Regions from separate parts of the Mus musculus genome. Here all the other regions are linked to region 2. A link is a loop called in an ENCODE intact Hi-C map of the cell type or tissue named here. Cell type or tissue: heart. All regions are shown on one strand. Links, peaks and the distances in the headings refer to the core of each region. The heading gives the core; the rest is flanking DNA.

Region 1 (7,431 bases), core at 1,077-6,076, 240 kb after region 2:
GCTGGGCTTTGAGATCTTTGACAGCCGTTCCTGCATCTTCTTACCCTCCAGATGTCCCTTCTAGGGGCTCACACAATAATGAGGGAAGGAGGAGATCCTTCTAGTGCATGAATATGCCCCGCAAAAGGACCTGGATTCTTGCACCCTCAAAGAGGTGTGACACAGATGTTGGTTCATGTGACTCTCCTGCCACCCGCATATGATACCGCCAGGCTCCATTTTGTGTTCAGCCAGCAAACATGTATCAGGCTCTGAACTTACATTGGGCACCAGGGCTCAGACATGCTTGCAGAAGGCCTGTGGTGGAGGGGGTCAGATGAGGACAAGACGTGGCAGAGGCAGAGGTGACTTACACAGGTGCTGAGGCATGCTGAGTGGGGGTGCTCAGGAAGTGGGGGGACCCAATGAAGGGGAAAGAAGCTATCGCTTCCCCTCCAGCCACAGCTGCTGTCTCAGGCCTGGGGTTGTTTTGGGGTTTAGTCTTAAAGCCAGCCCAGACTGTAGGGCCATTTCCAGGTGCCCCTTGGGAATTCTAGCAATGTCGGCCCTACCATGGAAGTGGAGTGTCACCCACCCCACCGTGTTTATCATATCCATTTCTAGTGGGATTCCCCACCCACAGTGAGACTCCATCATCTGTGGGGTTCAGGTTTACTTCCTTGTTTCTCAGAGAGCCCAGCATCCAGGAGACCCTACCCATGCCCACAACCCATAGTATCTTTGCTGCCTGGAGTCTGAAGTTCTTTGTGCAGCAGTACCCGGTCGGAATGGTTGAGGAAACCCACTAGCTGCTGAGTCAGGGGCCTGGGTTGCCAAGCAAGACTGAGCACAGGAGGAGGGGCCGCAACACAAATTCCCCTGCACAGCTGCGGTGCATGCTGTCAAATCTGCAGTTGTGACCATTGTGAAACTTGATTGCTCTGTCTTGGGGACTTCTTAGAGTCCAACTCCACAATAAAGCCAATCAGACTAAGCCATCAGTGTCAAGTAGCAGCTAATGAAGCATTCATGGGCCTGGGAGAGAAATCAGGCAAGCTCTTATTTCAGGATTATTCCTCCCAAATATTGAATCTGAACTGTAAGCAGAATTCTCTGTCGTTTCCACCCCTTTCCCTGGTGGGGACCATTGGCATTCACCTCATGCTGTAGCTTTCTGGAGAGAGGCTTGACAGGCAGGCAGATTTGCTGCTTCCCCGAGGAGCGGGCTCCTGGGGTGTCAGCAGAGAGGGGGGGCGGGCAGAACCTGCTGGGAATCCCCCTCCCAGGCTCCGCCTAGGGAGAGTGGGGTGGCTTGACTGCCAAGTCTGTCAGCATCAACACCCAGCTTGGAGGAGCGGAGTCTGTGGTCAGGAAGGAGACTTCGCTACTTTTATTTTTATTATTATTATTTTTTATCACAGTGGCAAAATAGCGGACAAAGGCAACTTGAGGGAGGGAAGAAAGGGGTTAATATTTGATTTTCAGTTTGAGGTTGCCAAATCTGCATATTTGGGTAGTGCCAGTGCCAGTGCCAGCGGATGTATTAGAGGATCCTCTTTTCTTTGTTCCACAGCCGTGTCTACTGCACAACATCTTGGAGCTCCCTCTGTAAAGGACTGGTTAGTGGCCCCAGATATGGAGCTGATCTCACACTGCTATGGCGCGTGGCTCTTCCAAGCATCTCTCTTGAGATATCTTGCCACCTCTGCCACCTTTACTCAGACATTCCTGACAGTTCACCAGAGCAGGGAAGACACATGGATGCAGCCACAGGACCCCAGCTGTGCAGCCTGCAGGCCCAGAGTGTGCCAGGCCTGCAAGCTTGCCCAGAGGGCGCCTGCGCCCACTCAGATGCTTGTTGTCTGCCACTGGGCTTGAGTTTGTAGGTTGTGTGCCTCAGGCACCAGGCGACCAGCTTAGCCCTTTGCAAACTGGGAGTGAAGGGATGTTGCTGAGCGGTTGACAGGTGAAGCACTACCATGAAGTTTAAATGTTCTGTGTTCTGGGGTGGACTTGTCATAGAACTGTAGCTTACCGCAGTTACAACCCGATGTCTCAATGGCACCCTTACTGCATTAGGGTGAGGGGCTCAGAAAAGGCTGGCGTGAGCACACCATCCAGGTTTTTTTTTTCTCTGCATGTGAGTGGCACCAGGCTTCTCTCCTGTCTTCAGCTTCTCTCTGAAGCATATGACATCACTGCCTTATGCTTGACCCTTATCTGGAGCCCTCCTCCGCACAGCACCGCTGGCTCCCTACTGAAATGTCCTTCTTTCCAGGAGTGTTGCTGCCCCAGTTCTCAGAGGCTGTTTAGTTCTCCTCCTCCAAGATGGTTCTGGCTATGAGACGGTCACAAGCACAAACCTCGCTTCGGGGTGCAACGCACCCACAGAACAGCACAACTGGACAGAGCTGGGTAGTGTTGACATGGGTATGAGCAACTAGAACTCACACATGCTCCCGGAACAGCACAGACGTTTGGTCTCCCAAAGAGCAGCTTATCAATTCTTAGCTAGAACATTAAATGTATATTTTCTTTCTTTTTAAAATATTTTATTTTATGTGTTCCAGTGTCTTGCCCGCATGTATATCTGCACGAGGGTGTCAGATCTTGGAGTTACAGACAGTATGAGCTGCTGTGTGGGTGCTGGGAAGTGAACCATGGTCCTCTGGAAGAGCACTTAGTGCTCCTACCCACTGAGGCATCTCTCCATCCCTGTCCTTACTGTCTCCTGGGTACTCCTAGCATCTATCCAAGAGGAAGGCAAAGCCAAGTCTGCACAAAGGCTGAGCCTAAGTCCTCTTTGTGGCTTTATCTGTTTCCTTAAATGAATGGATAAACAAGTTTGTGTATAGTCACACGGTGGAATACTTCTAGACAATGAAAAAGAACATGGGTGCTTCATGGGTGAGTCTCAAAATATTTGTACTGAATGCTAGAAGTGCAGGTTTGCCCAGCTCCCTAATAGCCTAGATGAAGAGCAAGCTGATCCTCCCTGATGCAAAGCAGATGGTGGTTGCCTGGGGTGGGGAGAGAGGGAAGGATCCCATAGGGACTGAGGATGTGTGAGACAGTTTGATACGCTCAGCACTGAGACGGTGGCAAAGCCTCACTACAGTCTATCTCTGGCTAACTTTGGGGCTTGTATAGAAATTATTTCCCAGAAAGCTGTGAAAACTGAAGAGCCTGTGACGAGAGAGGGGCTTGACTGTTGAAGACCTGGGAGACTCCAACTCCAGCTGCCTCTTAAGCAACTGCTTTAAAAAGGGAATGTACAGAACTGGTGTATCACAGGCTCAGCAGGGGAAGGCGCTTGCTGCCAAGCCCATGCCCGGAGTTTGATCCCCAAGATGCACGGTGCAGGGAGAGAATGGACTCCTGCAAGTTGTCCTTTACATGGCCTGAGGTGCTGCGGCACACGTGCGCACACAAACGCAAACAAGACAAAAATCAAGTGAAATGAAATCCCCAGTATAGGCCAAGTCCCAGACTAGGCACTTCTGGTTTGTTTTTACAGACCAGGGGCAGAGCTTGTGTGTAGGTATGTCCCCCGAAGGGTTTGAATCAGCAGCAGAGCCCTTCTAATCTCAGCCCTGTTTCCATTGCTCTGGCCTTTTAGATAGTGAAGCGAGTTCCTTGACCCCCCCCCCCCCTCTTGGCTGGGTAGTGTTGAAAGGCACACACAGCTCGTAGATGCAATCAGTTAGCTGTGCCATCTACTGGAAGAGCGGAGAGAGGCAGGTGTGTGGTGGTGGTGGTGGTGCTGCTGCTGCGGGCAGAACCTGAAGGTTTTCTCTGCAGGAGGCTGAGCTGTCTTAAGCAAGATGCAGCAGCTCAGACAGATGGCAAACCAGTCAGCCTGTGGTTTGGTTCACATCTGTGAGCTTGCACTTCTTGCATGAACTTGAGAGGAGAGTTTAAACTATGTAGTTTAATTTTAATTACCCTCTGTTTGTGTGTGTGTGTATGTATGTGTTTGTATTTGTGTATGTATGTTTATGGGTATGTATGTGTGTGAGTGTGTGAGGTGTATGTGAGTGTGTTTATGTGTCTATATGAGTGTGTATGTGTGTGTGTGTATGGGTGTGAGTGTGTGTGTATGTGAGTGTGCATGTGTGTGAGTGGGTATGTATGTGTATTTGTGGGTGTGTATGTGTGTGTGTATATGTGTGTGAATGGGTATGTATGTGTGTCTGTATGTGTGTGACGTGTGTATATGTGAGAGTGTGTGTACATGTGAGTATGTATGTATATATGTATGTATGTATGTATGTATGTGTGTGATGTGTATGTGTTATGCATATGCCAGGGACATAACTCAGGTCTTCTGGAAGAGCAGTACTGTCTCCAAACCATTGAGCAATCCAGCCCCATGAGAGGAGATTTTTAAACTATGCTTAGAAATGCTTTGTGACAGAAAACAATTGGGCCTTACCCTCCAGTCCTCTGGTATACCAGTGATGTACCACAGTAGCACACTAGCACGTGCCACTTGGCTTCCTGGCTGCCTCCAAGAGGCAGATGCCAGAGTCCTTTTCTCCTGGCCTGGCGGTCTGTTGAGGACTTCTGCTGGACTGGTGGCTAAACGCTGGCTCGTCACTATGGGGATGTGGCCCGGTGGACAGTGGAGAGCACAGAGATGACAAGTCCAAGTGGCGTCAGAGTGACCAGATGAGCAGGTGAGTGTCTGACTCTCTGGGTTCCAGTAATCAGAGTGTCCTGCCCACTGTGTTCAGATGATGGCATGCTTCTCCAGGGCCTGGCACTGTGCAGCGGCCAGCCTGAAGAAGCCAATGAGCTCACCATTTCTCCCTGTCCTTCATCCTTCCGCCAGGCACGCCCCTAGAACTCATTGTCCTGCTCCAGGTTTTGTCCCGTCGTTCCTCTGCGAATCCATCATTCCAGTCTAAAGAGCATAAAAACATCCTTCTTTGCCGGTCTCCGTGGACTTGGGTCTCTAGGGAAGAGCCCGCTGTAGACTAAAATTTCTAAGACGTTTGTGTTTTTTCACAAATTTCTCTCCCATTTGGCAGGTTCCTCGGTCAACCAAAATGAGTAGCAGGGACCCCCTCAGTGGCATCTTCAAAATATAGCCACGTATGATCTCCCTGGGGATAAGAGTGTCATGGCTGGTTTTATGTCAACTTAATACAAGCTAGAGTCACCAGAAGGGAGGGAGCCTCAACTGAGAAAGTACCTCCATAAGATCAGGCCATAGGCAATCCTGGGGCATTTGCTTAATTAGTCATTGATGGGGAAGCCCCAGAACATGGTGGCTGGTACCATCCCTGGGCTGGTGGTTCTGGGTTCTATAAGAATGCAAGCTGAGCAAGCCAGGGGAAGCAAGCCATGAGAAACAACCCCATCATGGTCTCTGGATCAGCTCCTGCCTCCAGGTTCTTGTCCCGACTTTCTCCAAAGATGGACTGTGCTCTGGAAGTGTAAGCCAAATAAATGCTTTCCTCCCCATCTTGCTTTTGGTCATGATGTTTCATCATAGCAATAGTAACCCTGACTAGGACAATGAGATTGGACCAACTCAGCACTGTTCAGTCCATAAGGCACCGGCCGGCACAGCTGTGGAGCTCTCAGTGTGTGGCTGTGCGAAGGTCCACTGCACTGGAACGAGTGCAAACAAGCGAGCTCATTAGTAGTTTTCTTATGGGTCACATATCAATGCAGTAAGTCATTAAAATCAATGTTATCATTCATTACCAATTTTAAAATATGGTGACTAGAGAGTGTAGACTGGCCTACATTGTGATATTTCTTTTGTTCAGCAGTTACATAGATAGTGACCCATGGTAGTACAAAATCCAGGACACACTGACAAAGAGAGAAAGTTATGGCCCCAGCTTGATCTGGTCAGGGGTTAGAGGTCAGGGGTCAGAGGTCAGCAGTTAGGGGCGGGGGGGGGGGATCCAGCCAGCAAGTGACTTTAGAGTGACAATCCCAAGGCAGGTGGAAGGGACCGAGTAGCCAGCTTTCTGTCACTGTAACAGAGTGACAGTGGTAATGATTAAAAAGGAGTTCCACTTATAGTGATGGGGGTTGCTGTAGATAGTAGTAGTTTCAGGCCTGGGGTAGAGGAAGTGTCTTCACCTCATGGTCAGGGGGCAGGGGGAAGGGGAGAGAGAGGGAGAGAGAGAGAGAGAGAGAGAGAGAGAGAGAGAGAGAGAGAGAGAGAGAGAGAGAGAGAGAGAGAGAGATTGTTTTCTATAATCCCTTGTAAGGTATCACTCCCTTATGACAGGACCTGAAAAACGAAATGAAAATGCAATCCAACACTTTACTAGATTAGGCTTCTTAAACCACAAAGAAGGGGGGAGGAGGGAGGAGGGAGGAGGGAGGAGGGAGGAGGGAGGAGGGAGGAGGGAGGAGGGAGGAGAGGGACATGTGGTTTATGATGCTGGAGCACTGGTAAGGAGGCTGTGGGTGGGATGAGGAGGCTGTGGGTGGGATGGGGGAGGCTGGCAGGGCACAGCGTACCCATTAAGTAGTGGGTGTCATGATCTGAGTTCCCGAGGTGTGATATGTGGCTGCTGTTGTTGTTGTTGGTGGTGGTGGTAATGGTAGTGTGTGTTTGTTGCATTCATTTGGAGGTCAGAGACCTTGCGGTGTCTCCCTTTATCACTTCCCATTGTTCTGCCTTGAGACAGTGTCTCCCTGAACCTGAAGCTTGTCCTTCACCTGGCCAGCGAGCTCTTGGGACCTACTTGTCTCAGCTTCCCAGTGCTGGGGCTGTAGGCATGCACAACTGTGACTCGACTTTTAAGGACTGGTACTGGAGGTTTGAACTCAGATCCTCATGTTTGCATAGTAAGCACTCTTACGCCCTGAGCCTTCTCTGCAGCCCTCCTGATTTGCCTTTTAAAAAGCGTATACAGTTTTACAGAAGGCTCTGGGATCTGAGCTCTGACACTTGGGTAAGGAACACAGGACCCTCAGTGTCCACATCTGTAAAGTGGGTAGGAAGTTCATTACAGCAGGTACTCCATAGGCTTGTTTGACAGTTTCATGAGCCCCGTGTAAAAGCCAAGTGCCCAGTTGGGACTCTGTTTTAGCAATCTGGATTTTTTTTTTCTTAAGGTGAGATGAGATGGAAAGAATTGTTTTTTGGTGGGCTTTCCAGGAGGCAGTCTCAGCCCAGACATCATCCTGGTCTCCTGTATCATGGGGCCTATAGATGGTAAAGGAAGGAGCTTGGGATGTGTGTGCTTGGGGCCACATCTCGGGAACCCCACAAAGACCTGGATTCCAGCTTTTCTCCCACACTGGACCTACTCCCAACAATATTGCCTTTTAAAGTCACGCATGACAGAGAGGCACCACACCAGCAAGGAGGCCAAGAAAATGGAGCCTCCTCCCCCTGCTCCATCCCAGGAAGCAACCCATGTGGAGATGAGGCAGGAGGAGGCCCAGCTTCCGTAGCTCTATGCGCATATTTGGAGA
Region 2 (7,431 bases), core at 948-5,947:
AAAAAAAAAAAATCACAAAGCTAATGAACTTTACCTAGAGGGGCCAGAAAAAGAAGATTCAAATTACTGAAATCAAAACTGAAGTTGATACCATTATTGCCGGCCTTGCAGAAATAAGGGAAATTATAAGAGAACACTCTGAACACTGTATATCAAGAAATCAGATAACCCAGATGAAAAACAGACCCATCCCTAAGAAGCACCAAACAGACATAAGAAGCAATGTCCGACTGGATCCATAACAAGTGATGGAAAACCAAAGCCAGATAACACAGGCTGGTGTATTCTTTCACCTTTAAAGGAAAATGAACACAGATTCTTTAATTTGTTAAAAAGAGGAACAAATAACTCATAATATTCTATATTCTATAAGACCCATATTGTGCCAGGAATAAAACCAAATAAAATATCACAAAATTACAGAATAGTATCCCCAATGAATACAGATGCAAAAGTTCTCAAAATTTTAGCAAACTAAACCTGTCAGCAAATATGAAGGATTCGACATCATAGGCAATTGGGATTTATTTTAGGAGTTCAAGATAGGTTGAATATACATATATCTGTCAATATAAAACACCATACTAGCAGAATAAAACACACACACAGTCTTACTAGATGCAGAAAAACCATTGGGTGAAATCTAGCATCATACTAAACTTGGCAGGGGGTGGGGTGGGAGGAATTCCTGTTACTTACTAAATAAAAATGACACAACACACACAAAAAAAATCCAGAGCTGGTGAAGGCACAGTTGAGCCAGCCCCGCGGGTTGTGGGAGCAGGAGAGCTGGCCCAGCCCCTCACAGGCTGCAGCACTTGGGAGACTGGGGCCTGCACTCTGACTAGGCAGCCCAAGCAGCTGGCTCTGGAGGTGTGGGTGCTGTTGAACCCACCCTGAGGGCATGAGAGCAGAAGAGCTGATCCTGCCACCTTCCTGTGGCAGCTTTGGGTGGCATAGCTGGAGCAGTGCCAGAGAGCTTGCCCTGGTGGTTTGGATAAGGGAGAGCCAGCTCAGCTATTAGCCAGGCCCAGATCCTGGGCTCTGAATTGGCTCACCTCAAAATCTATATCATCTGCAAATGGTTGGAACTCATGAAAGGGCCAGTCCTGCTGTCCCAAAGCTGCAGGATATCCATGACACCGGGCAATAAAAGGATAACCAGGAGGAGTCTGGATGAGAATCCAGTATTGATGGTGTCATAGAAGCCTTCGATCTCAGAACCCAGAGCAATGACTCATTGCAATGAACATTTGCAAGTGAAGATGTGTGGACAGAGGGATATAGTGTGGGACACGCTGTGACATGCTACAGCTTCCGCGAGATGTTTTCTATGTTTTTGTTGTTTGTGTATACGTTTTATTTTGTGGGAATGCTGCAAGGGCAGAGAGTGGATATGAGGGGACAGGGAGATGAGTGGCTCTGGGGTGCATGATGGGAAACTCACAAAGAATCAATAAAAAGTGTTTTAAAAGTCCAGAGCAGCAGAGAATTAACACCATACTTACTGTGGAGGACTGCGAGCTTCTCCATGCATGAGACCTGTGAGCCCACGATGCTGCTTCCACCACTCTTCAATACTGGGGCAGGGGTTCTAGTCAGGACGCAGTTAGACAAGACGATGGAGTGAAAGCCAGCCAAGCTTGGAAAGAGTAACGCAACCTCATTTACAGATGTTATGGCCTCATCGTGATGGCTGACTGTATGCCAGCCTGACTGAAGTAAGGGATGTCGGATAGTTGGTAACACCTTGTTTTGGGGTGTGTTTGTGGGAGAGAAAAGCATTTGTCCTGGGAGACTGAGTCAAGGTCATTCTCACCACAGAGAGTGGGTACCCTGCATTCCACTGATGGTCTAAACCTAGCATGGCACAGGGGTAATTTGCTCTCTTAAGTGCTGGGATATCTGTCTTCTCCTGTTCTTGGCTATCAGCTCGCTAGTTCAGGGGCCTTTGGGCTCTCGACTTAAAACAAGTAGATCCTCTCCTTCCTCCCTAACTGCTAGTCTCAGCCTTCTGTCTCAGTTGAATTACTGCTCTGGCTTTTCTGGTTCTCCAACACAGGAAACATTACAGGTCTTTAAGATTTATTTTTTTTCAAGTGTGTGTGTGTGTGTGTGTGTGTGTGTGTGTGTGTGTGTGTGTGTGTATAGAGCTATGTGCACATGAGAACAGGTGTCCACAGAGTACAGAGGAATCAGATCCCTCTGCACATGGGGTTACAGGGGGCTGTGAGCCACCCAGCATGGGTTCGGGGAATCAAACTGTATCTTCAGGAAGAGCAGTAACTGTTCTTAACTGTTGAGCCATCTCTCTAGCACCCATCGTGCAACTCTGTGTGCTCAGTATCACATGAACCAACTCCTATAATAAACATCGATTTCCCCTGGAGGATCCTAACAGGCTTATAATATAGAAAGCATAAGGAACTTAGAAAATTATATTAAAACTAAGCCATGAACACAGCAATACTGCAGGGTATGGAGGAGTAGTTAAACTCCTATAAACTAGCAATGAGCAATCCAAAAGTGAAATTAAGAAGGTCACCTTATTCAAAACAGGATAAAATATTAGAGAAAAACTTAGTCAAGGAAGTGCATGACTTACTGAAATACCATAAAAGATGATGAAGCAGTGGCCAGTCCAAAAAGAAAACCGGTGTAATTCCCTTAAATAAGTTAAATAAATAATATACTGAGAGGGTCCTGGGGTGGAAGAGAAAGCACTAGACAGAAATGATATGATATATAGACATGTAAGTATGATGCGGCCTTAAGACAGCCTTCTTCTTTGGACCAAATCCTTAAACAGTCCAGGGGTATCTCTGACCAGTAACCCAGACAGAAGGAAGGCCCGACCTTTATAACCTTCTAGGGGTGGTGGGAAGTTCACACAGAGGAGCCATAAGTTAAGAGTTGCAGCACAGACTGCCTAGCAAAACAGTGTTGAAAGAAATTAAAGACACTGAAATACTTTTATTATTATTTAAGATTTATTTATTATTATTAATAAGTACACTGTTGCTATCTTCAGACACACTAGAAGAGAGAGTCAGACCTCATAACAGGTGGTTGTGAGCCACCATGTGGTTTCTAGGATTTGAACTCAGGACCTTTGGAAGAGCAGTCCCACTGAGTCCATCTGAAATTCCAGCTTAGACAGGCTGACTCTAAAATTCATATGGAAATTTCAAAACTTACTACTGTGCTAAACTAATTTATTAAAGATTTATTTTCCTTTATGCATATGGGTATTTTTCTTTCATGCATAGATGTGTGTGTACCACATTCATGTCTGCTGTCACGAATCCTCTGGAACTGGAGTTAGTTGTGAGCTGCCATGTGGGTGCTGGGAATTGAACCCAGTGCTCCTAACTGATGAGCCACGTCTCCAGCCCCTACAGTGCTACCTACTGTGTTAAGGTTGGTACAGGAGTGAGAAGCTATGATGGCCCATAAGCGTTCACTGAGAACAGATAGTCCTTTAACAAATGGTGCTGAGTCAAGCAGACATCCACGTGGAATAAGATGGACTTGGATCCTTACCTTCCACCTCATTCAAAAAAAAAAAAAAATCATATGCGAAAGACATAGATGTTAGCCATGAAACTGTGGACAGTTAGAAGGAAACTTAATCGCAAATTCGTGTAGTTTCAGATTTGACATCAAAGGAACCAAAGTGAAACTAGGTGAGTTAGACATCGTCAAAATTTAATTTCTTGTTTGTTTTCCAAGACAAGCCCTTGCTGTCCTGGAACTCTGTGTGCAGACCAGCCTGTCTTCAAACTCAGGTATCCTCCTACCTCTGGGATTAAAGGTGCAACAAACACCACATCCAGCAAATCTTTTAAAAAAAGAAAAAAGGAAAAAAAAAAAGTGCTGCGGAGAACGTGAGCACGATGCTCCGGACATCTAGTCTGACTGAGTGCAGTGTGGGAGGAACTGTCAGGAAGTAGTCAGGCCTGTCCACTTGAGGGCAGTGTTGGGAACTCTCTGGTGGCCTCCAGGGCTGGCACAGGTGAGATGGAGTCACTGTGGCTAAGCTCACCTAACATCACCAAGCCACAGAGACTGCACTTGTTCCAGCCAGAAACACAAACCGAGTGTTTGGAAATCCAGTCACCAGGGATCCCCACAGCACGATAAAGAATGGAAGAAGCAATGCACCGACCACACTCTCGTGGCCCTCATCTGGGAGCTGTGGAAAAGAAGTGGTCTGAGGAGTACCAGACTGCTTCTGTGGAAAAAGCCACTGTTAGACACAGCCCTACCCCATTTTCCACCAGCCCTGAACACTGTGAGCCTGTGAATGGGTTGGTACTCTTCAGGACTGAACATTCCTTCCAGGTCACTGTGTCCCTGACTGATGGAGGCAACTTCTTTTTCACCATGAAGTGTATGATCACTGAGAGATTAAAACACCAGCAGATACTGGTGCCAAAGAGACTGTCCCATGAGCTAGAAACTTTTTGTACCAAGGACCAAGAGGAAGCACAACACACACACACACACACACACACACACACACACACACACTATCGTGACCCACTACTACTGGTGGTAGCAGGAGAGCAGAGGGTCTGGGAGGAGCTCTTGGGTTACATCTTTTGATATTATAAAGGGAAGCAGTTTTAATATCAGGAATGATTAGAAAGTGTTCCCTCTGACTAGGGTTCTGTAATGTAGAGCTTCCATTCTTCAAAATTGTTGCCTTTAATCCCAACACTTAGTAGGCAGAGGCAAGCAGTTCTTTATGAATTCAAGTTCAGCCTGGTCTACATAGTGATTTCCAGGACAGCTCCTGTCTCAAAAATAAATAAATAAATAAATAAATAAATAAATAAACAAACAAACAAACAAACAAATAAATATTGCCTAGAAGAAAGGAAAAGAAGAAGAAGAAGAGGACGGGAAGGAGAAACCCATAGGATGGGAGAAAATCATAATCTGAAAAATGTCTTATATTCAGAATATATTTTGAACTCCTAAAAACAGTAAAAAGATCCAGTCATTTTTAAAAAAGAACACAGGATTTAAATAAACCTTCATCCCAAGGAAGATATAAAAATGACTAATTAGCACAGGAAAAAATGCTCGTTAGTCATTGGGGAAATATAAATTGAAACCACTAAGAGAAACTCTGTCAAATCCATTAGAATGACTGCAAACACAGACATAAACAAGCGTTAGCAGGGCAGGATGCAGACATTAGACCCCCATGCCATGGGAGCTGAGGCAGGAGGAGTGCCATGAGTTGAAGGCCAACCTGAACTACATTGTGAGTTCCTGTCTGGGCTACAGAGTGGCACCTTGTCAACCAACCAACAAAAATACATGTATTTTAAACAGTCTACACCAAATTGTTACTATCCTTTCTAGAACACTAAAGACACTGGCTTTGGGGCTTAAAATACCTTCTCACTTTTTCCTACCTTCTTAACTTTAACATGATCAGATTTTGTTTTATTTTCAGAGTCAAGTAGTTACACTCAAGAGCATCTCCGACATCACAGCGACTAGAAAGCATGCCCAGTGCAGTCTGTGAATGCTTGCCCCATCCCCCAGCAAGTCTGAAGACATTGCTAGTGGTACTCTTCGTGAGACTGACTATAGAAAGACATGTCTAAAGCCGGGCGTGGTGGCGCACACCTTTAATCTCAGCGCTCGGGAGGCAGAGGCAGGCAGATTTCTGAGTTCGAGGCCAGCCTGGTCTACAAAGTGAGTTCCAGGACAGCCAGGGCTATACAGAGAAACCCTGTCTCGAAAAACCAAATGAAAAAAGAAAAAGAAAAAAGAAAAACATGTCTATGAAGTCTTTTTTAGACCCTTATGATAGGACAATTCCTTTCCCTTCCCCAAGAAAAAGATTCTCAAATCCAACAACTTCAGTCCTCAGACAACCTTAGAACAAAGTAAGGTTGTCTTTGTTGTTCTTAACAGATGAGGCACAGCGTACATACATGAGCAGGTGACTATAGAAAAGATTCCTTCACATGTCCCGCCCCCAAACCCAACAGTTTTTGTTTGGTTTTAAATAATTTTTTTGGTTAGCATGCAAAAAGGGTTTTCTTGTGATATTACACACACATACACACATGCACACACACACATGTGCACATTTTACTTTGTCCTTTTCCATATCACCCACTGCCCTCTTCCACCCTCCATTCCCTTCCTTTCTTCCTGCTGGTCCCCTTCCCTACCTCAAATAGTTTCTTCTGCTTCATGATATATAGCCCATCACCCTCTGTCGTTCCTCCTTCCTTTTAGATATCCTCCTCTTCTTTCATACTGTCCCACTTTTATGGTGTGTGTGTGTGTGTGTGTGTGTGTGTGTGTGTGTATTTAAGTATGCATTACAGATATGAGAAAAAGCACTATTTGTCTTCCTAAGTTTGGCTCATTCCATTTAACATAATGGTCTCCAGTCTCATCCATTTTCCTTAGAAAGTCATAATTTCATTTTTCTTTACAGCTAAATCAAATTCTGCTATGTAGACATACTACATCTCCTTTATTCATGTGTCTGTTAATGAGCATCTAGGCTGGATTCATTTCCTGGCTATTGTAAATCATGCAGCAACAAACATAGATATACAAAAACCTTTGTGGGTATGTGGACTTACAGTCCTTCAGGTGTGTGCCAGAGGTGGTATAGCTGGGTCACACTGCAGCACTGTTTTTTAGATTAAACTTTTAAAATACTTAGTTATTTCATTTGATGGTTTATCTGTGTAGCCCTGTCTATCCTAGAACTCGCTCTATAGACCAGGTTGGCCTCGAACTCCGAGAGATCCATCTGCCTCTGCCTCCCCAGGTATGGAATTAAAGGTGTGCACCACCACTTCCTGGCCACAGTGCAGTTTTTATCCAGGTACAGACGTGAGAGAAAATAGACTTCCATCTCAGAAAGGCTTTAGGCTCCTGCCAGGTTTGGGTTGGGCTGGCTTTTCTGGGATTTAGAGCTGGGAGAAGACAAAGACATGCTAACCCGGTGTGATTTGTTATCAGTGGTCCTGTGCATCAGAAGGCTGACTGGGACAGCATCCATGCGAAGATATGCCAACTGCTCATTCCTCTGCGCACCACCATGCCCTTCTACAACTCAGAGGAAGAGAGGCAGCATGGTCTGCAGCAGCTGCAGAGGCGACAGGCGAGTCCTATAGCCCGTAATGGTGAAGGCAGGGCCTTGGTCTTGATGCTCCCAGTCCCAGTGCCAGTCACTGGGTCATTCCCACGGTTTCACTGAACACCCACTGGACTAGTTTGCTTGGGTGGCCATAAGACGGAGTGGTACAAACAACAGACGTTCATTTTCTCAATACTGCTGGAGACTGAAAGTCTAAGTTTGCGCCTTCTCCCTCCCCTCTCATTCCATCCTTCCTTGTGCTCCCCCACCCTCCCTCCCTTGTCCTCCCCCAGCCGTGTGCATCT
Region 3 (7,431 bases), core at 1,357-6,356, 230 kb after region 2:
CTTCCAAGCTCACACCTCTGGGTTCCTGCTTCCTCTGCTGTCCACCTGCCTGCCACCTGCCTCTGGGCCAGCAGCCCCTTATAGGCCAGGGTCCAGAGCTCTGGTCACTTATTAACTGTCTGGCTGGGGTGGGGTTGACAGAGGCCTGGCTCTTTGACAGATTCTGACTTGGTTCCAGGAAGGGGATAGGGGCGATGATGATGATGAAGAAGAATCCAAGCTTGTGGGAACATGGTCTGCCAAGGGCCTGGCATGAATAGGGCTCTGTGGGAAGACCTTGGACCACTTCACTTCTCACTCTCTCCTCCACACCAGGAGGAGGGGAAAGGTGATGGATCAGGAAAGTGATATCAGGTAAAGTGATTTGCCTCAGGCCAAACAGACTCTTCAGTTGTGTCTTTAGCCCAGGTCAGCTTGTGGTTCTTTGACTTGCAGGCAGATGGCTCAGAGCAAGGAGGGCACACAGAGTTGACTTCAGAGTTTTCCAGTATTAACTTCTCCCATATCCAGCATCCTGCACGGAGTCTAGAACTGCGGAAAGACCAGCCTTGTAACCAGCCTTTGCCTGCCCTTTCCCATGTGTACCCAAGAACAAGTGAGTATAACCATATCAACTGATATCTCAGCAGCCAGCAGGTCAACATGGTGTGGAAGAAAGAGCTCAGATCTCCTAGGAGATGACAAGGGTTCAGTGCCAGAGCTGTGGCAGCTGCTGTGTGAGCCTGGGGTGTCACATCAAGTCTGACTGAGGTTTTCTTTTACTCTCGGGTCACACACGTCTATCGGAAGCCACCCACAGAGGTAGCTGTGGGTAAGATGGGCTCCAGTCCCTTGAATTTACCTTCATTCTCTGGGTGACTCATCTCTAACAGGTCCCTTAATCTCACAGTGCACCTCCCCAATGGGTGAAGGTTGGAGCAGGGAGAAGAGGGTCAAGTCTCTCTGATGGGGTTATCACCATGGCCAGGTCCAGCTACTTTGAACAGTGGTCCTGCTGGGACTCAGCTGGCCCTGGTACAGACTGACACGTGGCAGGTATCCCAGCATGAGCCTGAGCTGAAACCGCCACAGCCTACCTGGGCACCTATAGTCCTTCAGATTGGTGGTTAAAAGAACATGCTCCTTCAGGCCTGTCCTGCTCTTGCATGTGTGATACACTTCATCTGCCCAGAACACCTAGATCCACGCTTATCTTACGTCGAAACAGATAAAAGTCTCCGGTGAACTTTGGAGTTTCTTATGTCTTGTTTTGAATCCAGACTTCGGCCTTTATTCTTTGGAGTCTTTGGAGTCTCACACTCTCTTCTCTCTAAGATGCTAATAACCGTCAGATAACAGTGGCTCACATGTTTGATCATGAGTAATGCAAGGTATGACGAGGCTCTCTGCCTGGACTCTCTTGGGGAGTAGTAGCAACAGGCTGGTATTCTGTCTGGAACCTCTAATTGTGCTCAGCCTTCATTGCTACAGTGAAAGAAGCTCGAGGCAGGGAGGGAGGGAAGCAGGGAGGCAGGGAGGCAGGGAGGCAGGGAGGCAGGAGGCAGGGAGGCAGGGAGGCAGGAGGCAGGGAGGCAGGGAGGCAGGGAGGCAGGGAGGCAGGGAGGCAGGGAGGCAGGGAGGCAGGGAGGCAGGGAGGCAGGGAGGCAGGGAGGCAGGGAGGCAGCGAGGCAGCGAGGCAGCGAGGCAGAGAGGCAAGGAGGGGGACATGGGCTTGGGCCCAGACTCCAGCTACTATCCATCATGCAACCTTCCTTACCCTCCACGACTGTTTTCTCACCACTGAAGTCAATAACACAATTAGTAACCTAACAGTGTTTGTGGGAACTAACAGCCCTTGTCCCAGGAAACCACTGTCTGTCCCTGTCCCCAGATAGATCACTTCTCCAGCACATGCCCAGGGGATTGGGTTCACCACCCGTTCCTCTCCATGACATCTTCCCAGACAAGCCCTGTTTCTGAACCTGGGGGGGGGGGTGGGTAACAGATTGGACTCCCAGCCTTTTAGGCTGGACTCATTGCCATTCTATCTAGAGCACTGGGTTTCCTAAGTCATGTCACCTCAGATAAGTGATAGAACTTCTGAGATTTTAGCTCCCGGTTTGTAGAAAAATGACGGGTTCCTCAGTGTTTGCAATTGTCATGAGCTACCATCCCACTCTTTCCATGGGACAAGCTCAACCCACTGACCACCATATCCAAGGATAGGAGCCAGCCTTCAGAGTGTGAAGGTCCCAGAGTGGGGCTTGCCCTCCTTTCTCCAGCCACTGGGTATCCCAGCTGGAGCCATTGTTCCCAGGGAGTGAGTCACGACTTCCTCTTCTGCCTGTCAAGACTCAAACTTTCCAATCCCATTTCTAATCTCTTTACAAATGACCCACCATCCATGAAGGACAAGTTGGCCACTGATGCAAATTCTCACTGCCAACCTGACCAGCTCACTTACATCATATGCACATGGAAAGCCACTTCTGTACCAGCCTGTGGAGACTCACACAAATGAGGATGGAGACCACTGTGCCTCTGTAGGTTTAGCTGCTCCTCTCCCCGCATTGAGTCCCTGCTTGGCATCCACCTTCCTGGCACCCCCTTTCCTCAGGAGCACCTCTCAGAGCTCTTGCCCACTTGGCTCAGGGTATATGGGCTTTCCAGATTTCTGACATCATGCTGGCCCCATCTCTTCATTTCCTTGACTAGCCATCCTCTGTTTGCTTGTCTCCTAAAGTCAGAACTCAACAGGGCCACCAGCACTTGTCCTTGGGGCCTCTATCCTTTTTCTCTAGTCACTTACTTTGGTAGTGTCATGCAGCTTCAAGAAATTTCATGTGCTCAGTCCCTGAGACTGCCCACCTTGACAGCTTTTCCCATGACAGTTAATGAAATTCCCATGTGCCGGGGGGGGCGGGGGGGGGGCAGGTCAAAATTCAAGGGGTTTTTCTCGACATCTCTTTTTCACTTGCCAAATTCAATGCATTTGATGATTCGATTGTATTGGCATTCAGAATATCCTTAGCTTCTAACCAACCAGGCCTCACCTCTTCCCCAAGATCCAAGCTATCGTCCTTGGTTTCACAAATTATTGTAACAGCACTGTTAGGCAGAGGTCTCCAGGGAAACAGTATCCACAGGATCTGTTCTTCTATCTGACTGTCAATCAACCATCAATCTATCTGTTATGTTTCCTCCCTAGATTTACTTTGAGGAACTGGCTCGTGGAACTATCAGGACAGACAGGTCTGTCTGAAATCTGTAGGGCAGACTGACAGGTTGACAATTCAGCTAAGAGTTGTCGAAGGCTGTAGTGAATTCTTATCATTCTTTGTTGCCTTTGTGTCTATTTTAAATCCAGGCTGGATGCTTTCACACGGAGGTGTCATAGTTTCTAATTTTACTCAGCTCTGCCCAGTTCCTCGGTGTGATCGATCCACATGCCTACCTTGGATAACTGTTCTCTGGTGAGCTCTTCCCTACAGAGCAGTTAAATATAGCCTGGCTTGGCTCTGTTGACCCTCATACCCTGTGTTGACAGAACACATGTCACTGTAACCACATCTCAGTCAATGTCACCTTCTGGGCCGGGAGCCTGGGTCTGCTTTTGTGTTTTATAGTTTTTGTTTTCCTTTAGAGTTTCACTATGTAGATCAGGCTGGCCTGGAATTCACAGTCCCTCATGCCTCTGCCTCCTGAGTGCTGGGACTACAGGTTTGCACCAGTGTGCTCTATAGCACTTGCCTGAAACACACCACTTAAAGAGAAATTTTGTTTCTGCCTCTGTCTGTCCATCCATCCATCCATCTGTCTGTCTGTCTCTCCTAGTTCTTCTCTCCTGCTCCTCCCACCCTTATATGTATGTGGCTTCTGGGAGAAGACCCCAGACCTGATTCCATCTTGCAGCTGTCTCTCCTAGTGACTGACAGCCGTTCTCCGTGAAGCATCTACACAGGAGCAGTGTGGTTTTCGAGATCTCAGCCGGGGCAGCATTCCGAACTGCAGGTGGAGGCCCTGGGCTCGTTCCCCAGGCTCAAGTTCTCCCCTGAAAACCTTAAATCTTTGCTCTTAAGAGTCTCGCCTGACAGACGTGCCCCCCACTCCCCACCCAGTGTGGAGGGCAGTCTGCTTTACTGAAGGCTTATTGAATGTCAATATTAACCACATCTAAATAAAGATATTTTCAGAGCAACATCTGGATGGGTGTTTGACTAAACAACGGGACACTGCAGCCAAGCAATTCTGAAGCCTGAAATGAGCCACCGTGAGCACCCGAGCTGACTCACTGGGCCCACACTTACCCCTCTGCTGGCCTTTCCCCACACATCAGTCAGCATGACCCATGAGGATCTGAGTCACAGCATGGCTGTCTCTGCTCCAACTAAACACAGCTTCCCACTTCCCACTCAGCCAATCCACACGCTTCCTTCCAGCCGTGGCTTCCCGCGGGCACATCCTCTTCATCTTTGACTTGAGCTCCAAAATTTTGCTCTTTACTCTTTGGGCTTCATCAACCCTCTTGCTTCCATGCCCCCCCTAAACACATCAAATTATGTTTTATTAACAGTGGCATCTTTATATACACGTGTCCTTGTTCTTATGCTCTCCTTGTGGCTGCTTCCACTTCCTGACTGCCCCAGCAGTGCAGCTGCAACAGTGGACACACGTGTATCTCTGCGGTGCATCAACGAAGAGTCCTTTCGGTATATACTCAAGAGTGAGTGGTACAGCTGGGTCCCATGGTGGGTCAGTTCTTGTTCTTTGAAGAGCCTACATGCTGGCTGCCATAGCACTGCACCAGTTCACACACCCATGAGCAGTGAACAGGACTTCCTCTTTCCCCACAGCATAGCCTAGAGTCTAGAGTGAGAGACTCTCAAACAGTTCAGATTTGCATTTCCCTGATGGCTAGTGATACGGAACACTTTTTTCAAGTATTTATTGGCCATTTATATTTCTTTTTGAGAAATCTCCATTCAGCTCATTAGATTGTTTATTGATATGAGAATGGTTTATTTTGGTGTGTGTGTGTGTGCGCGCGCACGCGCGCACACGTGCCCGTGTATTGAGACAGGGTTTCACTATGCAGTCCTGGCTAGCTTGGAACTTATATAGACCTGGCTGGTCTCAAACTCACAGAGATCCACCTATATCTCCTCCAGAGTTCACCTAGTTAGTGTTCAGTTTTTACAGTTGTGCATTCTCCTGTACATTAATACCCTATGTGATGAGCAGATAGCTCCCCCCCCCCTCTGTCTCTTCACTCAGGCTGTTGTCGATGCAAAAGCATCTTGGCTTCATGAATTAAGCCTTTTCCATCTGAACCCCATTTGCAGGTTGTTAGGATTATTTCCTGTGCTGGTGGAGTCCCCTTTGCTATCTTAAAATGGTTTAATCATCTCATGTCCTCACACAGTTTCAGAATTTCAGGACTTCCATTAGGATCTCCCATCCACTTTGACTTCATTGCTGTGCCGGGCAAGAGAGCGATGGGTCTGGTTTCACTTTTCCCAGCAACCCGGTGCCAAGGAAGCTGAGTTTTCTCCAGTGTATGTTTTGACAACTTTAGGCATCTCTCACTGTATGAGTTTTGTGCTGGACACTCCATGGGGCTCACTGGTCTGGATTGGTTTTTGTGCCAGCATTACACTGCTCGTTACTATGGCTCTGTAATATAATTCCAGATCAGGCATTGTGGTCCCTCCTGCGCTGCTGTCTGCTAAGGATCGATTTTACTTCCATATGAATTTTAGGATTTTTTTTTCTAGTTCACGGTGGAATCCCACTGGGATTTTCATGGTCTTACACTGAGTCTGGATTGGGCTCAGTCATGCAAACATCTTCCTGACATTGATCCTGACAGCCCACGAGCTCGGAAGCTCTTTGCATCCTCTACGGTCTTCTTTAATTTCTTTTTTCAGTAGCTTAAAGTTTTCATTGTGGGGGTCTTTCACCTCCTAGGGACTTTTTCTTTTTCTTTTCTTTTTTTTTTTTTTGGAAACTATTGCAAATGAAATTTCCCTCTCTGATTTCAGAGAATTCATTCTCGGTTTATAGAAAAGTTTATAGAAAAACTACTGAGTTTTATATACTGGTAGTGTCTAATTGCTTTGCTGAAAGTGATTTTCAGGTCTAAGAGTTTTCTGGTGAGGTCTTAGGGCTTTTTTCAGTTTAGGATCATGTCATCGCAAATAGGAACAAGTGATTTCTCCCTTTTCCTGCTTGAATGCCTTTGGTTTCTATTTCTGACCTTGTTGATCTCCTCCTGGCAGGTCAGGTACTGCAGTGAATACGAGCAGAGAGACTGGGCACCATGAGAATCCCAGATCCTAGAGGAAATGCCTGCAGAGCCCCCCATTTAGTATAGTACAGACTATTAAATTTGCCATGTAGCCTTTAGTATGTGGAGGTCTGCTCCTATTTCCAGTTTCTCTGGGGCTCTTTTTTCTTACCACACTGAACATTGTAAAAACTCATCAAAGCTCTCTCACCTCAGGTCTTTGCTCTTTACCCAGCTCTCTGCTCAAGCTCAAAGATCACTCCCTCAGAGAGATCTTTCTGACCCTCCCATCTTGAAAGCTTTCTCTGAATTTGCTTGTGGCACCTGTTATCTATCCATCTGTCTATCTATCTATTCATCCATCATCTGTCTATCTCTCTTTGTAGCCATCCATCCATCTATCCATCCATCCATCGTATCCGCCCATCCATCCACCCCACATCTTTCTGTTGTGACATAAGATGTTAGAATTAATAACTTGACTGTTTGTCTTCTCCCAGAACAATGCCTGGCACATGATCAGTGCTCAGCAAATACCTGAAGCGCTGAGTGTACAAACACATTCAATTCTCCCCATGAATGTGTGCTTAGTCCCCGGAGCTCCTCGCCTCTCAGAAGCCACAGTCATCTGTGCAGCTCTTCCTGGCACATGGAGGTTGTTCAGAAAATGTTATTATTTTCATAATTGCAAAACAATTCCCAGAAACCGATCCTCTCTGTATGCCATGCGCATCGAAGACTTGGGCCTCTCAATGGTTTAATGACAAGCATTTCCCAATGGCAGTTTTGCTGTAAGAGGCATGACAAATAACTGCAGTGAGAGCCACGTTGCAGAACCAGTGGCTACCTGGGCAGGAGAGGCGAGAACAGTGAGTGACTGGGTCCTAGACGCCAGTCTTTGAAGTCAGAGTCTATGGGATTTTCTGTGTGCCTGTGAATAAAGATTGAAAGGAGCCCAGGACGAAGCTAAGGTCATCCCGAGTCAAACAGCAAATGCTGCCCTTGACAGATGAGACGCAGGAAGAACTGGGAAGATTGGGGAGCAGGTGCCATTCTGACAGCGTTAAGTCTGAGACACCCGTCAGACATGTGAGCAGAGATAGAAATGTCACCAGGGTGTATCTGCTGCGTGGAGCTCTGTGTCCCTGGCTTTGAAAGCCCTGGAG
Region 4 (7,431 bases), core at 1,508-6,507, 200 kb after region 2:
AATTGGTTCTTTACAGAGAGGGAAATCCATTTTAATGAGAAAATAGATTCTGTCAAATCAAGAAGAAATAACTGGTCACCAGTTGCTTGTTAGTGTCTCTGGGCTAAGCAGTGCTTAATCACATTGACTAACCTCAGCGAGTCTGTGGATGAGTAATCTCTACTGGAACAAAGGTTTCTGTGTGTGTGTGTGTGTGTGTGTGTGTGTGTGTGTGTGTGTGTGTGTGTAAGTGCAAGAGATCATGAAAGAGACGGGGCACGGGGAGAGAATGAGAATATCTGTGTATGTGTTAATGGAGTGTTGTCTTGAATGAATCCCTGGGAAGCCATGGGGAGTGCAGGGAAGAAGGGAGAGCCTCGGGCTTCGCTGTTGCTTGGACCCCCACTTGGCATGAGAGAAAGAAGCTCAGGTACAGAGGATTCTCAACCAATAGCCAACAGGCCTCACTCGGAAGGACTGGGCAAGATGAGATGGCTGTCTGCAGAGAAAAAGCTTGGGAAAATGAGGTCCTCAGTAGTTTGCTCAAGTCTCTGTTTTCTAGACACCAAAATGGCTGCTCTGTGACTAGGATTGCTCCGCAGCAGTGTGCACTTTAAATGATTGGGTGTTGGAGTATCGCAGTCTGAAACAGCATGGCTTGATGAATTTACAGATTATGTGAAGCTAACTTCCCATTTGACAATTACTGATTTGCAGTGATCGATATATTTATGAATGTTTAAACTGACCAAGAATGGCACTTGAGGCCACTCACCACTCTTCTGTGATTCCCTGTTTCCCTGGGGCTCAGCAAGCCTGAGTGCCTGGGCAGGGAAGGCTACCTGGTGGGCGCAGAGTCCCTCTAGTGGCCATTTCTGATTTATTTGATGACACACAGCAAGTTCTCTAGGGCTGAAATTAACTGGAGACTTGGGGTAAGGACTAACAAACATACATACACAGATGGGGCGCTCTGTCCAGGAGAAGAGTCCGACTGGCATTTGTGGCAGTGTTTGAAATGTAAATGTACTCCTGTGTGTTCCTGTAAATATTTAATATGTGTCTCAGACGTCCTTTGAAGTGGGAGGGGATCGATCTTGGGATAATTTCAAATGGAATAGAGTATTTTGATATGTTCATTGAAAGGGTGATGTGTACATACTTATATTGTATATATGTGGTGACATGCATTGGCTTTTGTGCAGAAACAACCTGCTCTTGTGCTGCTGTTGGACAGTCAAGTGTTTTAATGTTTCTACAGTTTTCCTATTGCACGATTTCATATTCTGCCAATGGTGAGTGGCACCCATTCTTTGTAACCGTATAGTGCTGTAAAGAAATATTCCAAGTGTCATTAGGATTGTCGCTGCCAGAATTGATATGCATGGATGGCACTTAAAATAAATATATTATGATAACTGTATTTGCAGCCTGATGGTCTGTGTTATTTGCTGCTTGAGGAAGCCAGATTGAAGCCAGTGGCCAGACCATGGAGCCCTCGGGAGTTTGAGACCCAGGCATTGCTGCCCTAGCACTGAACTTAAAGCTGTTTAATTTCTGCACCTCACTTTCCTGAGCAGACACTTGTGCAAGCTCTCCAGAGAGAAAGTCAGAGAAGAGGAAGCCATAGTTCCCACCTTTAATGCGTACATACTTGCCTGGGGTGCCGAGCAGGCAGCACCTGACCGGGGAGGCCACCCCGGAAGCTTCCCTGGTGAGGAACAGTAGCTTAGGAAAGCCTCTTCAGAGACGGCATTGCAGGTCACCCTCCAAAGGACCTGAGGCCAGCGGTCATCTCCCTGACACTGCTGCTCCACACCCTGGCTCAGGCTCGACTAGAGTGAGGGTTGTGGGTTGAGGTAGGAACAGGTTCAAAAAGGCTTAGTTGCCAGGCAAGAAGCATGGAGACCTGCACAAGAAGAGCTCGCCCACCTTTTACCTAATTGTAGACTTAGGATGGCTGTGTGTGGAGTAGACTCCAAAACTCTTCCATGGTTTGCCAAAGCCAAGGAGACAGTACTACTCAGCATGTGTGAAAGTGTGTGTGTGTGTGTGTGTGTGTGTGTGTGTCCTGTTGCCCATTGCTGGCAAGTTTCTGACTAGGGTGTGCTTCTCCTGGTCAGTGGAGGCAGAAACACAGTCAATCTGCGGCGTGCATATTTTCCTCAGCTTTAACATACAACTCTGAGGGCTGCTCTTTATAAATGGCCATTACCAGCTGTGTAAAAAGTCCTGAACAAACCATGGTAGCTCAGTAAGACTTCATGGAAGGGGCATTCAAAACTTGACGCTTCGTTTTCTTATAAAAATGACTATTGCAAGCATATTTTATTGAGAGCATTCAGACCCAGTAAAGGAAGCAACCTGTTCCAAGTCTCTCAGCTACTTGGGGAAATCTGAGGAGAGTCATTGACGTGGCAGCAGTTCAGACTTCCCGTACACAGGTAGGAGGGATGGCTCGAGGTAAATCCACTTGCTTCCAGGATTGACGGTGACCTGAGTTCAGACCCCTTAACTAGTGCTGGAAGGAGAAAACCAACGCCCACAAGTTTTCCTCTCCTCACCGCCCTTCATCCCCTTGTACATACTAACTTGATCTGCTGTCACCTGATGGCGTAGTGGTATCGTGGCACTATGTGTGGAAGAGGGGACAGCTTTGGAGACATGAGGGATGCTGCAACTGCAGCGGACACTGCAAGAGAACAGAGACTTCAAACATTAGAGGGCCTGTATAAGATGGGATATCGCGTGAGCAGGACATCTCACTGTGTGTGTGTTCTTGGCTGGTGTAGGGTGCACTGCCCTTAGAAGCAAGTCTGCAATCTCTTCTGTAGGGATAGGCTACAACCAAGCAGAATAGGCAGCATGTTCGTTTCTTTTATAGTAAATTCAAGAGAAATTTTTGAACTACTTCTCCCTTTCCCTAGGTCTGATAAATTGACAAGTCACCATGGGAAAACAACTGGCTCAATCGAAACCAGATTACAGTTCCATTTCAGGGCAGTGTCCCAAATGTGGACCCCAGCTACTTAGTGTTCTCCCCAATACTTGGTATAGATCATCATATTCACTCTTAGGGAACAGCCCCCTGGGCCTGATAGTGCTATTCCCAACCCCTTACAAAGCATCTGGGCCAGGTGTGGCGACAGAGCTGGTAATAACAGCAGCAATAGGGCTGCATTCCAAAGCTAGTCCTCATAGCCTGTGACCTCTGTTCTCAGCAGACCGCTGTGCTTTTCCAAGTCTTCCTGACTGCCCCTGAGTAGAGGGAGGAACTTAGGAAATAGAGGCAAGGCGGTGGCGAGGTGGCTCGGGAGCCAGGACCATGGTCTGTTCTTCTGGAGGACTTGTCCTAGATCCTTCCCCAGTACCTATGCTGGGTGGCTCACAGCCACTTGGAGCTCCAACCCCAGAGCATCCAGTGCACTCCTTCCTGCACATACACATCATTTTTAAAAGTCATTAAAAGCAGTAAAGCAAAGGCTGCATGGAATGCCTGTGATCACCAGGGGGCAGCCCTGCCTGCTGCATGCCTCTCCTTTCTGGAAGGGTTCCTTCAGCTCTGAGCTGTGCCACCCCTTAGCACACTCCAGAGCTTAGAGAGGAAGAGGCACCTTCCTTCCCTCGCTGTCTGTGTTCCCTTCCCCTGTGTGGTAGTACTGATGGCTGGAGATGCCTGACCCCCTTGCTGTTCTCAGCCTACACGTCATGTGGGGTCTCCACTGCTGCCTTGGCTGGACCCTGATGAAGCTCGTCTCGTCCCGTCGTGTCATGTGTCCATCCGTCCCCCCCCCCTCCCCTCAGCTGACATTCTTGCTGCAGGTGTGGCTCGGCAGGCACACCTTGCCTGTGAGCCTGAGCGGGCCTGGAGGGTGTCTATGCACTGCTCTGTCAAGTGTGTTATGATTATTGCTACCATTTGCCAGCTCCCTGCCCGTACTTGACAGCCATTATCTGCCTCAGCACTCCCAGCCACCTCATGGGGTCAGTGCCATTATCTGCTTTTTACTGCCGGGGATTGCCACTCTGAGGGGTGAAGTGGTAGCCCAAAGGTCACTGCCTTGTGAGTGGGAAGACAGCCCAGATCTGCTTCTTTCTGGTCTGTGTTTCCAGTAGAGGCTGGTTTCCTCTTTCACAACAGTCCTCAGGAGCCTTTGACCTCCCTCTCCCCAGCCCACCCTACCCTAGATCCTGCCCATGTCCCTATCTCCCTGTTGTGGAATGTCACCTCTCTGCTCTCCGCTCCCCCCACCCCAAAGGTCAGAGGGAACTTCCTGTCCCAGACAAGTTAACGATGTCGAAGGACATTTCTCAGCTTCCCTTCCACTGCTTGAGTGATGCCCAGGAGGCAGGAATGGTCTGTGTGTGTCTTTGTGTGTGTGTGTGTATGTGTGTGTGTGAGAGAGAGAGACAGAGAGAGACAGAGAGAGACAGAGACAGAGACAGTGTGATGGTTGGGTAGTTGTCACTGTGCAAGCTGAGTAGTACTGACTGATTTCTTTTTCCATTTATGTGTGTGTTTATTTTGTGTAGGCACAGATGTGGATGCATGTTAATGTGAGCACACATCCTTGTGGAGGCCCCAGGTTGAGATCTGGTCAATGAAGCAGGTTCTGAGTCAGAAACCAGAATTCACTAGTAATGGCTAGTTTCGCTAGGCAGCTTGCCTTGGGGATCCAGTCTCCCATCTTCCCAGGCTGCCAAACCATCCATCCAGCTTTGATATGTTCTGGGGATCCAAGCACAAGCTCAGAGGACTGGAAATAGGACAGGTCTTATGGGGTAGAGGGTAGAAAAAGTGGAGGTAGACTCTTAGGCACATCAGCTCAAGTTGCATACCCATGGGCTGTCCCAGTTAGGCCCTGTGAGTCTCCTCTAGGTGTTTTTTCTCCTCACATGCCTGGGTTGACCCTCTTGCTTCTCTTCCAGGTAGTGTTGTTTTGGGCTAAATGGCAGATGAATACCTGTGCCTGCCCAAGCTTTCTCATCCTAGCGGAAACTGATCCCTTGTCATTTGGAGTGGCCAGCACAAGTGATGTTTAAGGCAGTGGGAAGGCTTTGGAGCCCAGTTCTAGGATTCTTTGTGGGCCAGATACTGCCTTCCCTGAGCTCCGGTTTCCTTTTCGTCAGAACAAAACACTTCACCTCAGAGTGGTGTTGAGAAGCTGATAAGCGCATGGCAGCTGTGTACTGTACATAGATAGATTCAAAGGAACTTCTCCCTTCTTCCCTCTGCTCTAAGTTGCCACGAACAGCCGATTCTCCTCCCCCACACTCCCCTTAGTACCTGCTGAGCTGGAGCACTGCCTTCTATCCTGTATGCTCACGGCTTATAGCTTACCCCCTGCCTTCGTCCTCTGCTGCAATGTCCTCATGCACAGTGGCTCTCTCAAGGTCCTAAACTGCTTCTCACTGTCATCAGACAAATTCCCAAGCTTGGTACTGTTGGAGCCCTGCTGTGCTTTAGCCCAGACAAGCTACCCTCCCCCCCCACCCCCCACCCCTGTGCTCCCAGGTCTGCATCCCTCAGTCAAAGGCCACTTCAAATGCCACTTCCACCAGCACAGCCTGGCCTCAGGGACCTGAGCTCTAGGCTTTATTCCCAGCACGTCCCACAAGGAGTCCAGTGAAAATCCATCAACATTGTGTCTCGTTTGGGCTCCTCTGAGGGGTAAGGGTGTGTGTATGCACATGCGTGTGATGAGGGTAAGCACTCGAGATGAACCTCTGTCCTGCCTTCAGTGAGATGCCTCCAGGAGGAGGAAAAAGAGGCAGCTGCTGTGTGTGAATGGGAACAGATGGCAAACGGGTACCCATCATCTCCTCCTGGCCAGCCACAGGGGGATGACTTGACTGGGCAAACAAGCAGACACACCCTCTCCATTCCACAGCTGCCCCCCTGAAGTATCAAGGAAAAGTGCCCACCAGCGTGGGGCCCCGGGGGAGGGGACACTGCACTGGGAATCTGGCCAGGGCCTCCAGGCACCATCAGCTGCCACTTCCTGTATGATACGAGCATTCTGATCACCCATTTTCTCCTCTGCAGAGTGGGCATCGCTGACTCTTGGTGGGCCACTTCTCTTTCTTCCCTCAAAGGGGAGGTTTGTGTGATGCCAGAATAAGTATAGGAGGCACCCGGGAAGGTCAGTTTTTCCTTTGGTATTTCAGAAATTGGATTTGGTTCTGGAATTTATAGCTATATGGCCAGAGTTGTCACCAAATCCACCTGACAGCAAATCTGAAAATTGTGCCTCCCTTTGGGCTGAAGGTGCTCAAAGCTTGTGTTTACACGTGTGCTGTTGGCCTTGTGCCTTTCTACGGTGCACAGTCAGCAGCCATGTGTGTGCATGCCTTGGGAAGATATGGTTTCTTAACCCCAGTGAGCTCCAGCTCACTGCCCCCACCCTTTAAAATGGGATCATACAGTTACACACACACACGCACACACACACACACACACACACACACACTCATTGCCAAAGCTGTTAGGAGGTTCACAGACACTGGAATTGTCAGGCATTTATGGCCTCCTGGGTTCTCATGGCAACCAGAGATTGGTACACCCTCTGAAACCCATTTACAAGCTTCACAGATTGAACTAAAATGCAGACCACACCTCTTTAGGTCACACAGATCAGGCTTAGTGTCTCCAGGCTCTTTCTGGGCCTTGTTCCCTGTTGAGGCCTGTGGGCTTACAGGCAGGAGACCTGTTGGAGGATTTAAGTTTGTAGGGGACCAGCCTTCATGGGAATCAGATGAGGTCACCCAGACACAGCCCTTAAACCAGATCTGTTGGTTGGAAGGAATAGTATCAGTCTCCTGGAGAAGCCCAGGGTACCCCAGCATCAAGTAGAACTACCCAACTCCCAGCATTGAGGTTAGGGCCAGCTGTGTTGGGGACAGTGACAACTGATAGCCATAGCTGCAAAGCACTGGGGCTTGGCCCAGCCAATTGCAGAGTAGTTGTCTGCCACAGTTGTTAACTGTGCTGGGGACAAACCGTGCCACTTTATTTCTATTAGACATGGAAGCATCCTTCCTCCCTCCCCCCCCCCCCCCCCATTCCAAGCCTTGTCATTCCAGGCCTTGTCTGAGCTTTGGGCACGCAGCTTATGCTGCCAACCTCTCAGAGGCTATGTGGCTCTAAGTAGCATGGGAAGGCTTCCAGAGCACAAAGGAGTAGAAATGGTCTTAACCTTAACTCTGGGGTTCAGGGGCCCCTGGAAGTTGCTAGAAAATGTCGAGCTCTGAGGTGGAGCTGTTCTTTTCACCAGTCTCCATCACAGAAGCTGACACGGAATTCAGATGAAGCTGCCACTGGGGGCTGTCTAGCTCTGGGTAGAGCTTGAGCCCTGGCATCCCCTCCTACCCCAGTGTAGTGCTTTGAGATCCTGGTTGAATGAGATACTCCTGGGGGTGGGGGGAGGGGCTGACCTTGAATGCCAGCCAGGT

Evidence for each region. Hi-C counts contacts between places; a loop is a spot of excess contacts. Peaks named below come from ENCODE experiments on the same cell type or tissue, not always from the same donor. Only the 100,000 strongest peaks of a DNase experiment are listed, where the experiment ranks them.
Region 1: a loop joins it to region 2, with 2.4 times the contacts of the local background. A loop is called at or near these places in 10 of 42 quality-filtered maps.
Region 3: a loop joins it to region 2, with 2.8 times the contacts of the local background. A loop is called at or near these places in 10 of 42 quality-filtered maps.
Region 4: it touches region 2 in a loop (6-fold over the local background); 10 of 42 quality-filtered maps call a loop at or near these places.

What each region holds. Positions count from the first base shown.
Region 1 is chr4:119,669,170-119,676,600 of GRCm38, forward strand. No RefSeq gene overlaps it. Among named protein-coding and RNA genes, the nearest start is that of Guca2b, 14 kb to the left of the region's middle. In heart, for the core only: a CTCF peak has its summit at 3,721 (motif pointing left); no DNase peak of the experiment used is centred there; H3K27ac peaks cover 774 bases.
Region 2 is chr4:119,426,942-119,434,372 of GRCm38, forward strand. Zmynd12 (zinc finger, MYND domain containing 12) reads left to right here. Exons shown (of 8, transcript NM_001014900.2): 2 at 7,009-7,150. Among named protein-coding and RNA genes, the nearest start is that of Zmynd12, 8.0 kb to the left of the region's middle. In heart, for the core only: a CTCF peak has its summit at 3,954 (motif pointing right); no DNase peak of the experiment used is centred there.
Region 3 is chr4:119,658,863-119,666,293 of GRCm38, forward strand. It overlaps Gm35761 (a long non-coding RNA gene), which reads left to right. Exons shown (of 6, transcript XR_868074.3): 1 at 1-811; 2 at 1,260-1,370; 3 at 2,390-2,522; 4 at 3,188-3,231; 5 at 3,347-3,452; 6 at 3,892-4,898. It overlaps Guca2b (guanylate cyclase activator 2b (retina)), which reads right to left and starts at 83. Exons shown (of 3, transcript NM_008191.2): 1 at 1-83. In heart, for the core only: no CTCF peak of the experiment used is centred there; DNase peaks (open chromatin) are centred at 3,459 and 4,339; H3K27ac peaks cover 3,893 bases.
Region 4 is chr4:119,627,718-119,635,148 of GRCm38, forward strand. It overlaps Foxj3 (forkhead box J3), which reads left to right. Exons shown (of 13, transcript NM_172699.3): 13 at 1-1,402. Among named protein-coding and RNA genes, the nearest start is that of Guca2a, 6.3 kb to the right of the region's middle. In heart, for the core only: a CTCF peak has its summit at 3,481 (motif pointing right); a DNase peak (open chromatin) is centred at 3,534; H3K4me3 peaks cover 463 bases; H3K27ac peaks cover 3,413 bases.